4 separate regions of the Homo sapiens genome follow, and all the other regions are linked to region 2. A link is a contact called in ENCODE Hi-C or POLR2A ChIA-PET data. All regions are on one chromosome and are shown on one strand. The core of a region is the stretch at or near the end of the contact, and the rest is flanking DNA. Distances in the headings are between cores, read along the strand shown.

Region 1 (2,700 bases), core at 11-2,510, 220 kb after region 2:
AGAGGGCTAGGTTTTGCCCTGCCTTTTTACAGGCCTACTGAAAACAAGGTCAGTAGACTGAAAGGGCCAGCAGAAAACACAATGACTCAAGGGTTACAGTTATCCATCTTCCATTTATCAGCTGTCATGCCATAGAGACCTTGGATCTCCCCAACAAAATCCAGGCTTCCCCACCTCTCCTACAGGGTTCTAGAAAGCTCAAATGGACAGAGCACAGCAGGCAGACAGTATATCACAGACACAGCTACGAAGATAAAGTGCCATGTATGATGGCAAAAATGTTACAGGGTCTCCATGAAATTATCAGGATGACACCTCAGGTTTTTAACCTAAGAAAACAGAAGAGACTTGTGTGTGTGTTACACATATGTACGTATACACACACGTGCGTTCGCAAGCATGCCTAAGGAGATTTCTTTCAAAAAGAAGGCTGGCCCAACAATTTCAGTGGCCAAGAAATTTTATCATCCCAGGCACAACATTTCTTGTTTGCTTGATGTCAATTCCATGTACAGTAGTCCTTCCCTGAGCTTTCACTTTCCACCTTTTTGAGTTACCTGCAGTACAACACAGTAAGATATTTTGAGAGAGAGAGAAACCACATTCATCTATCTTTTATTACATTATACTGTTATTATTGGTCTGTTTTATTATTAGTTATTGTTGTTAATCTCTTACTCTGCCTAATGTATAACTATCATAGGTATGTAGGTATAGGGAAAAACGTAGTATACACAGGGTCTGATACTATCCAGTTTCAGGCACTCACTGTGGGTCCTGGAACTATCTCCCTCCTATAAAGGAGGACTACTGTGTATCGGTTTATCTACAATTTTAATGGCAACGTTTTAAAAGAGGAATGACCCACAAACTCCACTTTCCCTGCCCTCGTATTCCTTTCACCAGCAAGACAGAGGTGAAGAATTAAACTTTAATCAGCCACAATTTGAAGAAGGCTGTAAGATGATCTCCAGTATTTGAACCTTGAAATCTGGGTAAAAAAGAACACCTCATGCCTGTAAACCCCATCTCTCCATCAGGATTATCACTTGGTCAATAAGAGATAGCAAAGTCAAAAGTGTCCTCTTTTTGGAGGTGGTGTGTGTGTTGGAGGGCAGGGTCTCTGTAAGAACAGCTATAAGTAAAAGAGATATGGTGAAAGGTCACTAGTCTGTCATCTCTCTCTTCCTGAGGCACATAAGGATGTGACATAGTTACATGTGGTTTGCAAGAGGGCTCCTCCCTTTACAATCTGCTTCTCCGACACCCCTAATCTAATCAATTTTTATTTTCAGTTTGGTGTTTAAAAAAAAAAAAGTTACCACACAGAAAGGACTTTAAGTCTGAAATGTTAATCACATCAAAGTCTGGAACTTCAAAGTTGCAGTTCCCACACCAAGAGCAGCTCCGGTCCCCATCTGCAGTTTGAGTGTTAATCTAGATGGTAGTTTCTCTGATTTAAGACCTTGTTTTATGTGTACAGGGAGTGTGGCCAAGTCACAGGCACTACGAATTTGAATTTCCTGACTCTCACTTGGTTTAGTGGATGATTACGGCGTCAGCATGTGCATTTGAAACAGGTCCCCAAAGAGGAAGCACATTCAGGTCACTTGAACAAACACAAGCGTGAGCCACACCAGAGCCCTCCAGCTGACTGCCTAGCAGCAGTTACACGGTCTCCCATCAGGACCCTGTGACCAGAACTACCAGGCAGCTTTCATGGAACTGAAGTTGGATCCTCACGGCTGGTACCATTAAATGGCTTGTTTTTCTAAGAACCTGTGAAGAGCTTTAACAGACAGAAGAAAGTAAATCAGACCTCTCCTTAAAAAGAAAAAATAAAGGGTGAAAAAACTAGCACTCAACCCGGTATTTTAACTACTGGCAGTTGCCTTTCTTCTACCATGCAACACAGTGGTTTCCAAAGGTATTTTCCAGAAGTTCTGGTTCCTGATTTCAGTGGCTACTCTATTTCAGGAATAAGGACAAAACTCAATACAGAGACAAATGTTGGAAAAGTCCCAGGGAACTAACCTGGCACCAGCAGTTCTGTGCAAGTCCACCCGGCCAGGCCAGGATGCATCTAAAAGCCAAACAGTTTGCTGTGTGCTTGCTTCTCATCGTCTTCGTCTCCTCTAGCAGCTGGAAATTTTAAAGCTAGATATGTTTAACCACCAGGAAACATGCTGACCATGAGCTCAGTCCTCTTCAGAAAGTCAAGAGCACTGCAGGGAATAGGACCTCTTTTCAAAGTGTGATTCTGCAACACAATGGCACCATATTTAATTCATCTGAACATTCTACTTAGCAAGAGGGACCTACAGGACTCAAGGTCACTGGAGTTGCAAGCAGCCTGAAAACATGGTCAATGACGTTTCATTTTGTAAAGAGGAAAACTAAGGAACTGAGGGGACAGCAAATCTTCACGTAGAAGATTTTGTTACTGAGAACAACGCCAGCAACTTTCTCACAGTGCACAGTGGAAGATCTCTTGGCCCTGCAGAGAAGAAAGCACAAGGATAGTGATGCTCCCCTTATCTGGTGGCCAGCCTTCCAACCCCTCGGCCTCTGAAACACTTAGACTATTTAAACAAATGTGAACCAGAAAGTCAGGGCTAAAAGAAAACAATGAAAGCCAAGTGCTAATCCACAGAACTACAGAGCACAGAGATCCTCTCAAATCCTCATCCAGGGCCCGCT
Region 2 (2,700 bases), core at 99-2,598:
AAAGACACTACCCGAGACTGGGTGATTTATAAACAAAGGAGGTTTAATTGACTCAGTTCCATATGACTGGGGAGGCCTCAGGAAACTTACAATCATGGTGGAAGGGGAAGCATGCACCTTCTTCACAAAGCAGCAGGTGCGAGTGTGAGCCCAGGGGGAAGAGCCTCTTATAAAACCATCAGATCTCATAAGAACTCAGTAACTATCAGGAGAACAGCAAGAGGAAACCGCCTCCATGATCTAGTCATCTCCCTTCCTCAACACATGGGGATAACAATTCGAGATGAGATTTGGGTGGGGACACAGAGCCAAACTATATCATGGTATTTACACTACAGAGGACAGAAAAAAAAGCAGCCAACCAACCAAGACTTAAAGGAGATTTGAGAAGGGGCCACATAAATATGAGAAAGAGAGGGCCAGGAAACGAGTGTGGCTTGTGCAAAGGCCCTGAGGCTAACAGGTAGCTGGCAGGCTTCAAACACAAGGGCAGTGGACATTCTGGCTGGAGGAGGGAGGCAGGGGCAGAGAGACATGAGGTCAGGCAGAGCAGACATTTGCCGTGGGTACAAAATTAAGGGGCAGGCTGGGCGCCATGGCTCACGCTTGTAATCCCAACACTTTGGGAGGCCGAGGTGGGCGGATTACCTGAGGTCAGGGGTTCAAGACCAGCCTGGCCAACATGGCGAAACCCTGTCTCTACTAAAAATACAAAAAATTAGCTGGGCATGGTGGCACATGCCTGTAAACCTAGCTACTAGGAAGGCTGAGGCAGGAGAATTGCTTGAACCCTGGAGGCGGAGGTTGCAGTGAGCCAAGATCATGCCACTGCACTCCAGCATGGGTGACAGAATGAGACTCTGCCTCAAAAAAAGAAAAAAAAAATTAAGGGCAGCAAAAAGCTCAGTAATCAAGATGAATAATATTTTAATGCAATATTTTTAAAGATCATATTTAATACAAAAAAATCATGATTAAACATCAATATTTTAGATAATGATAGGATCAGTGATTCTCCCTTTTGCCTCAGGCTCTGCTATGGCCCAGCACAGTGTCCATCTTGAGAATGGAGAAGCCCCCTTATATTTTGTGCCTGGAGCCAGTGCCTCATTTGCTTCACCCTCCTCCCAGCCCTGAGTGCGAGAGGAGCAGGGGCAGGCAATGCAGGACCACTGCATTTGTGAAACATGACCTGACATGCACCCGACTCCTCCAGCCACTGTCCTCTGTGTGCCCCGTCCTCTCTGCTGCAGTCACGCACATGCCATCGTGGCCCATGGCCACCGTCCTCCTCCTTGACACTCTAGAAGCTGCTCTGTCTGAGCGAGGCGGCAGAGTTTACAACAGGATGTGGTTATTGGCGCTGCACAGATATGTGAGGGGAGCCTAGACGTCCGGTGTGTTCATTCAGCAGGGTGGCTAAGGACCTCCTCTGTGCCAGTCACCAGGCTAGATGACAGGATGTGACAGGGAGCAAGAAGCCTGTGGAGCCTGGGCTGCTAGCCCACTCATAACCCTAGGAGTCTTCACACAAGATCAAGGAGACCTGAAATAAATGGCCAGAAATCAACCCTCAGATGATACAGTCAGCCAGCAGCCTCAGCTTCAGAGGCAAGGTAGCCAACGGCCATGAAGATGTTCTTCAGCCCAGACACATGTGGGTAGGAGCCTGGCCGTATCGCCTAGAAGCTGTGGGATCTTAAACAGTTTACAGAGTCGTTCCAAGGGTCAATTTTCTCATCTGTGGAGTGGAAACAGATTCCCTTCAGAGGCCCCCTGTGAGGAGCAGAGAATGGCTGTGAGGTGTGTGACGTGCTTGATGAGAACCGTCTCTGTCAGCATTATGATGGCAGCACTGAAGTGCTTTCTGTTTCTATCCTGACCTACAATGGTGCCTCTTTCTGTCATGAAGTATAGGTAAGAGTTGGTGAAAGAATGGCAGGCTCCTCCAGCAGCTCCCAGTTCCTGCAGGGAGGCAGCCGGCAGCACATTTAAGGAAGCCCTGCCGGTCAGACACTTGGAGAAGGAACGAGATGTTGCCAGCACCACTCACCAGGTTTGCAAATAAACTGTCACATCTCAGCTCTCACCAGTGCGTGGCTGTGACAGACAGGTTCATGTGTGTGCAACACCCTCTTCCCTGCCACCCCCAACTTTAACACTTTCTGTTGAAAAATCCCAGGCTGCACAGAAAAGCAGCTTTCAAGTAGATGGAGGAATTTGTGAGTATCAGGTCTTCCCAGCAGGGGAGTGAGGACAGCCGGTGCCAGTTCCTGCATCCTTAGCCTGATTGTCGGCTGAATTGCAGAATTTGCAGCAAAGTTTCTAAGGATCACCAGCCTGGGTGGTTCAAACTGGCAAGGTCCAGTGCCCATGCATGGAGCCCAAGCTACCTGCCAGTTTGATGACAGGTTGGTAGGGCTCCACCTTGGAATTTTAGGCCAGAGAGAAAAGGTCGGAGCCCCTCTCTGTGGTACCTCTGGGGAAAGCCAGAAACAAGGATGCAAAGAATAGTCCAGAGTTTTGAGCTGGAAGGTATCTCAAAAAACAGGTAGTCCAGTCATTTTCAAATGTCCACTTTTACAGGGAAAACCTTGCTTATCTCAAATATAATCATATTATAAACTTAATATGTATTTTTAAAAAGAAGAAAAAAACATGCTCTTCTGTGTTGCTCAACAGGGATGCTATTGAAAATTC
Region 3 (2,700 bases), core at 201-2,700, 170 kb before region 2:
CATGTGTAAGCCTGTGTTAAATATTGTGGGATACACTAAAATGATTCAGACATGGTCTCTGCCCTCAGAGCTATAAATACAATTAAAAGAAATTGTAAAACAAAATGGAATGTAAAAAGTGTTTTAAGGGAAGTTATTGAAAGTGAATGAAGGGCATTGCCACATGGAAAGAATAGTGAATTAAGAACAAGGAGATTTTTTTCTCAGCCCTGGTTTTAATGTTGGTCTAACATAAACCCTGTCACCTCCCTAGGCTTTGGTTTCCCCGAAGTAAGGAGGCAGAAGTGGAAGATCCCGAGGTCCCTGTAACTTCTAACATTTCATTCCCTCTGCCTCTACGTAAGTGAAGGTAACATTCAAACTGAGCACTGAGTAGCAGGGTATTGCATTCCAGGAGTGGAGACTCATACAAGCAAGTTTATGAAGATAGAAATACATCAATATTAATGGAATGGCAAGTGGTACCATTTGAATACAGCGAATGGCAAAAGAAGGTAATGTCTTGAGAGTTAGATTCAGAATAATTTGTGAAGGGCCTTATTTTTAGGCCAGAGAAATAAAAGAATTAGTTACTATTGAGCAAGTGCAAAAGAGCCTTCTTATGTGTCTGTGCAAGGAGCCTACTTTCTCAGAGTTACCTTCTCCCTACACTTCTCACACCTCCTTACACCTGCGCACCCTACAAGCAAGGGCTGGACATGGCCGAAGTCAATCACTTTGCAGAAAGTCAAAGTCCCTATTGAGAAAGGCCCCTGAAGAAGCTGAGCTGGGGTGCAGGGCCTCCCCCATATTCCCTGTAAGCCCTGTGATCACCAACACGGAGTTATCTTGGAGGGCTGTTCTCGTCTCCAATTACGCCCTGTACATGGTCATATTCCCCCACCCTCGGCAAACCAAAATGAGGCGGCAGCAAGGGCGAGTAAATAGTCTGTTTAGGGGCGTGCAGGCAATGCTCCAGGTTGTGCCACCAGGCCTCACTGCCAGGCCCTCTGTGATGGGTGCTCAAGCAAGCAGGGGGAAAGGGGTGCTTTCCTGTCCCCGCTGGAACGGCCTTCCCACCCATCTGCCTGGTAAACGCCTACTCATACTTCAAGCCTTAGCTCCAGAGTTGTCTGATCTAGAAGCCCTTCTTGACCACCCTCAAACCCTTCCCAGGCACAGTGGGCCCCTCACTCTACCCTACTCAGAATTTTCACAGCACCCGTGATTCTTAATCGTATTTATTCACATATCTTTCCCCCAAACAAGCTGCAAACAATCCCTTGGGCAGGATACTCTGTCTTAGTTATCTTCGTACTCAGTCACCTAGCCTTTACCTGACACGTGGTTGTACCTCATGAGCATTTGTCAATAACAAGAGTAGCTGACTTTCGCAGAGCACTCACCCCGAGGCAGGCACCACACTGGCAGCTTCACATGCACTAGTCATTCAATCCCCACAGCAACTGTTTATGTTTGGTGCTATTATCCCCACTTTATAGATGAAGAAACTAAGGCATAGATGAGCTAAGCAACTTGCCCCAAAGTGAAAGCACTACTTTCTTTTCCAAGATCTTTATCACTTTAGATATACAGTAGGTAAAGCAATCTGAAATTGAGAAAACCTCTAACGCCATTGCAGAACTGGGGGTTGTAAAAACGTTAGTCCAAGCTGACGCTGAAACAGTGGGAAATGTGTAGACACCACAGACTCAAATTCTGAGAATTCTTTATTTTTGGAGTCAGTGTCTCACTCTGTTTCACAGACTGGAATGCAGTGGTGCAATCATAACTCGCTGCAGCACCCAGCTAACTGTTTTTATTTTTTTGTAGAGATGGGGTCTTGCTATGCCGTCCAAGCTGGTCTCGAGCTCCTGGCCTCAAGCGATCGTCTCACTTCCACAGATGGTGAGAATTCTTCCTTATTCACCCCTAGTAAGGATTCACTAGTAATTTAATGATAACACCATAATACCCAAGTCACATAGTCCGATCATTAAGCCCAGTTCATGCTTATGGAACATCTGATAAAATAAATTTTAAACTATGACCTGCTCCTCTCCCTCCCACACTAACTCTGTGGACAGAGATTCATTTGCAACAACTTTTCTCCCACTGACTCCCAGTGACCTTTCCCACCACTGTCCCTTTTCAAATACAGAGTGCGTGTAGGTAAGCCCTCCCCAGGAGGGAAGAAAGAGGCCATTAGGCAGAGAGGAGATTTGCAGGGTGGAAGTACTAACTGGTTCTATCCCACTGCCCACCTCTGAAAATAGCCTCCTTGATGGCCACAAGCCCAGACATCTCATGAGAGCACCAAGTAGATTACATTCTTATTTATTTAAAAGGAAACAGCCCACCTGGGCCTGGATTCTCCACAGAAAAACAAAAGAGAAGCAGAGAGAATCAAACTAGCTCTCTGGAACAAAGGTGTACAGTTTAAATGATTGCACAACAACTGCTGCAAACCAGAACATTCTGTACGGTCGGAAGAGGCTTAATTAGCCTGAACCAAAAGTCTAAGGTCATGTGATTCAGAACATTTCACAGCCTGGGTTGTGACATTAGAGGTGCTACGGGCCATCCTACCAGACCACTGTGGGGCCCCAAACTGGACAGCCTTTTGTTTTCTCCAACCGAGGCTTAATTTAAATTAAAAACATCGAGGGGTAGTGGGGAGCCTCTGCCTGTCCTTTGGAAGCCACAGTTGTTTCATTTGTA
Region 4 (2,700 bases), core at 123-2,622, 130 kb after region 2:
AAAAATCTGAAATACTGGCTTCTATGGCACAACTGGACCCTTCAGAGAGGTATATTGGGAGAAGGCTCTTGGTGCCCCACAAGAGACCCACACCACCTGTCCTACCTATCCCAACCAGACGGCTTGGCAGGTGAGGGGAAGGAGCAAGGCTGAGAGGTGAACAGACCCTCAGCCATCACCATCGACAACTTGTAAAAATGTGGGGACCAACAAACACCCACTAACCTCTTTTTGCACTGGGCTTGTTCAGCTGCCTGCTGAGTGGGCTGAGAACAAAGTCAGCTGCAGTCATGAATACATGAGCCAATGCAGTGGTTATTAACATTTTGGTGTCATTGATCCTCAAAGAACATGGTGTGACCTAGGGACTTTCTCCCCAGGAGACACATGCAGATACTCACTGAAATTTGCATACAGTTTCAGGGGTTTCACAACCCCCTGAAGCCTCTCCATAGAGGTAAGAACCTTTGATCTTCTAATCGAACAATGATCTGTCCAAATTTAAACTTACAGAAGAGGTACAGTTCCAACATTGGTGAGTAGTTTTGTTTCTGTGTATGAGCATTGAGTACAGAGTAGAAGCTCACCAAGTCAAATCCCAGCACTTTCCTTTCAATGAGAAATGTACTTAAACTTCTCAGCCTCGGTTGTCTTGTCTGAAAAATGAGAAATAGTGATACTACTTCCCAGAGCTACTGTCAGGATTAAATCAAATAATGTCAGCTATAGACTCCTGAAGCACCCTGGACTTCCCCTTCTAAACCCTGCATCCCCTTCTAATCATTCAACTTAAGCAGTTGTTCAGTAGCCATAACCCAGTAAATTGTAAGCTTCAGGAAAGCTTTATTCACAACTGTATTCCCTGGGGCTCAGACTGTCTCGTTCAGCATGGTGCCCGGCGCATGGCTTCTGCTCAGTAAATGGTAGCTCTTATGAATATCCAGCTCAAACTGGTAATGACAAGGAAGCATTGCTAGACAACGAAAGGGTATCTGCTAAAATGTCTGCCTTCGGAAACCTATTGTGGACTCCATGGAAGAAGAACAAGTGCTGTCTTCTTTCTTTGTTGCTATCCTCAAACAAAGAAGTGAAGGATTGTTGCAAGACTCAAAGTCTGTCACTCCCACAGAGCACCAGGAAATGAGCCTCTTCCCTCAGATTCCCCCACCCCAGTTCTGATCCACATAGAGGCTTCTGAGACTCAACCCCATCTGTGAGTCTAAATGGACAAGACAGCAGCTGCTGAGTGGGAGGCAGCACCATCTCCGGAGAGAGGCCCCAGCCCTTTCCCAAGAAGGTGTTACTTTTGATTTCCTTCAAGTGTGATCAAGGTGGGTGAAGGGTGGCTGCTGGAAGTCTAGGCGAGGTGTGGGCTGGCTGAGTCAGGGCTGGCCACGTTCCCCTTGGGAAATTCCCATAGGGAGGGAGCAGGTGGCAGTTGTCAACTGGGAAATTAACCTGGCGTGACTTTAAGATCAATGGGTAGATTGTAATCTGCCCACAGAAAAACCTGGGTCTAATTAAGGGACAGCACTCTGGGTGGAAGTGAGATCCTATGTTTGGAATGAAGTCCTTCACCTTGGCCTTCTCTGTTTCCACCTCTCTAGTTCACAGGCATGTTGTTAGAATAAATCAAATGAAATGATAAATACATACATTTGAAAACTGAAAAAGTGCTCATGGAGTAGATTAATAAAATAGTATATAAAAGAATAAGGCAGATTTTCATACTGTTACTAAAAAAGTTTAATTAAAATGCTATTGAAAAGTATTAATGCAATTTATTATTATTAATTTGCCTCCACTTAGCACCAGGGAGCAATTTCCCCATTTTAGGGGATGGAGGCCTGGCCAAGGAATCAGGATCTGTAGGTGACTCTTATTTGATTAGCCATGTTTGCTTCAGGGCACCAAATCACAAAGGAATAAAAAATACCAGAGCTGCCCAACAATGAAAAGATTTCTTAGAGACATTTTAGGCTTCCTCTCAAATCCTCGTGTTTTACATATATTACAAATTCTTAGCCCAAGTCCAAAAGATGGACTATAAATAAACTTGCAGACAAGCATTAAAAGGTAGAAGGTTCAGGGTGACATGGGACCCCATGAATGAAATCTAGAGATAGGGACTTGTTCCTCCCGGACCAAGATAAACTCCCAGGGAAAACTTCTACAACCTGGAGACAAAGCAGGACTATTTCCCAGGAGAGGAGAACAAACAGCTTTTTATCAATAATGACTACCATTGTGTTGGATATCAACTATGCACTAGATACCTTCTCTGCATCACTTCTAACCCTCAAACAAGTCCCAGTTTATAAATGAGATTGAGAGAGCTCACATGAAGTGTAAGATCACAGAGGCTAAAGAAAGGTGGGCTCCAGGTTTGAACCAAGGCCTACCTGTTCTGTCAGCTCACCCTTCTCAGCCGTGCTGCGGTTATTCACCATGAGACCCAGAGGAGGTGACACTGCCTGCCGTGGCGAATGGGTGTGATCACATGAGGTCCAGCCGGGCATTTTTGCAGGCTGGGCTGTGCCTCTTCCCTAATCTGGGACAGTTATACTGCCAGAAGTTCAAAATTAGGCTAGACAACCCATTTTCTTAGCTTCCATCCAGTAAAATAAAAGTTTTAAAACCAGACATGAAAAAATGTGGGTTTTTTTAACTTTTTATTATGGAAATTTTCAAATACACACC

Evidence for each region. Hi-C counts contacts between places; a loop is a spot of excess contacts on that map. ChIA-PET counts read pairs that join two places held with the same protein, here RNA polymerase II (POLR2A). Pooled maps may share reads with other maps.
Region 1: a loop to region 2 is called in a map of natural killer cell, with 11 times the contacts of the local background. The contact joins two enhancer-like sites. A Hi-C loop is called at or near these places in 4 of 168 maps with a recorded cell type or tissue (CD4-positive, alpha-beta T cell, naive thymus-derived CD4-positive, alpha-beta T cell and natural killer cell), 2 of 37 single-sample maps with no recorded cell type and 8 of 50 pooled maps. POLR2A ChIA-PET finds 5 or more read pairs at or near these places in 3 of 52 experiments (activated CD4-positive, alpha-beta memory T cell, activated CD8-positive, alpha-beta T cell and naive thymus-derived CD4-positive, alpha-beta T cell).
Region 3: a loop to region 2 is called in a map of natural killer cell, with 10 times the contacts of the local background. The contact joins the promoter of LINC00548 here to the enhancer-like site in region 2. A Hi-C loop is called at or near these places in 3 of 168 maps with a recorded cell type or tissue (CD4-positive, alpha-beta T cell, naive thymus-derived CD4-positive, alpha-beta T cell and natural killer cell) and 9 of 50 pooled maps. POLR2A ChIA-PET finds 5 or more read pairs at or near these places in 6 of 52 experiments (CD4-positive, alpha-beta memory T cell, CD8-positive, alpha-beta memory T cell, WTC11 and 3 more).
Region 4: a map of GM12878 shows a loop between it and region 2 (2.5-fold over the local background). The contact joins two enhancer-like sites. A Hi-C loop is called at or near these places in 1 of 168 maps with a recorded cell type or tissue (GM12878), 6 of 37 single-sample maps with no recorded cell type and 11 of 50 pooled maps. POLR2A ChIA-PET finds 5 or more read pairs at or near these places in 4 of 52 experiments (T-cell, activated CD8-positive, alpha-beta T cell and activated naive CD4-positive, alpha-beta T cell).

What each region holds. Positions count from the first base shown.
Region 1 is chr13:40,612,116-40,614,815 of GRCh38, forward strand. The region is part of intron 1 of FOXO1 (forkhead box O1); the gene reads right to left. Among named protein-coding and RNA genes, the nearest start is that of FOXO1, 53 kb to the right of the region's middle. RefSeq lists an enhancer at 1,181-1,230. Within about 2 kb of position 1,261, at least 26 of the 41 ENCODE cell types and tissues checked have a DNase peak (open chromatin) inside an H3K27ac peak, as active enhancers do; they include CD4-positive, alpha-beta T cell and natural killer cell, where a contact is called at or near this core.
Region 2 is chr13:40,387,488-40,390,187 of GRCh38, forward strand. All of the region lies in intron 6 of LINC00598 (long intergenic non-protein coding RNA 598), which reads right to left. Among named protein-coding and RNA genes, the nearest start is that of LINC00598, 92 kb to the right of the region's middle. RefSeq lists enhancers at 1,059-1,198, 1,639-1,718. Within about 2 kb of position 1,349, at least 9 of the 41 ENCODE cell types and tissues checked have a DNase peak (open chromatin) inside an H3K27ac peak, as active enhancers do; they include CD4-positive, alpha-beta T cell, GM12878 and natural killer cell, where a contact is called at or near this core.
Region 3 is chr13:40,219,052-40,221,751 of GRCh38, forward strand. LINC00548 (long intergenic non-protein coding RNA 548) reads right to left here and starts at 1,451. Exons shown (of 6, transcript NR_033877.1): 1 at 1,386-1,451.
Region 4 is chr13:40,517,344-40,520,043 of GRCh38, forward strand. No RefSeq gene overlaps it. Among named protein-coding and RNA genes, the nearest start is that of LINC00598, 38 kb to the left of the region's middle. RefSeq lists a silencer at 233-432 and enhancers at 638-1,837, 643-792, 913-982. Within about 2 kb of position 1,373, at least 2 of the 41 ENCODE cell types and tissues checked have a DNase peak (open chromatin) inside an H3K27ac peak, as active enhancers do; they include GM12878, where a contact is called at or near this core.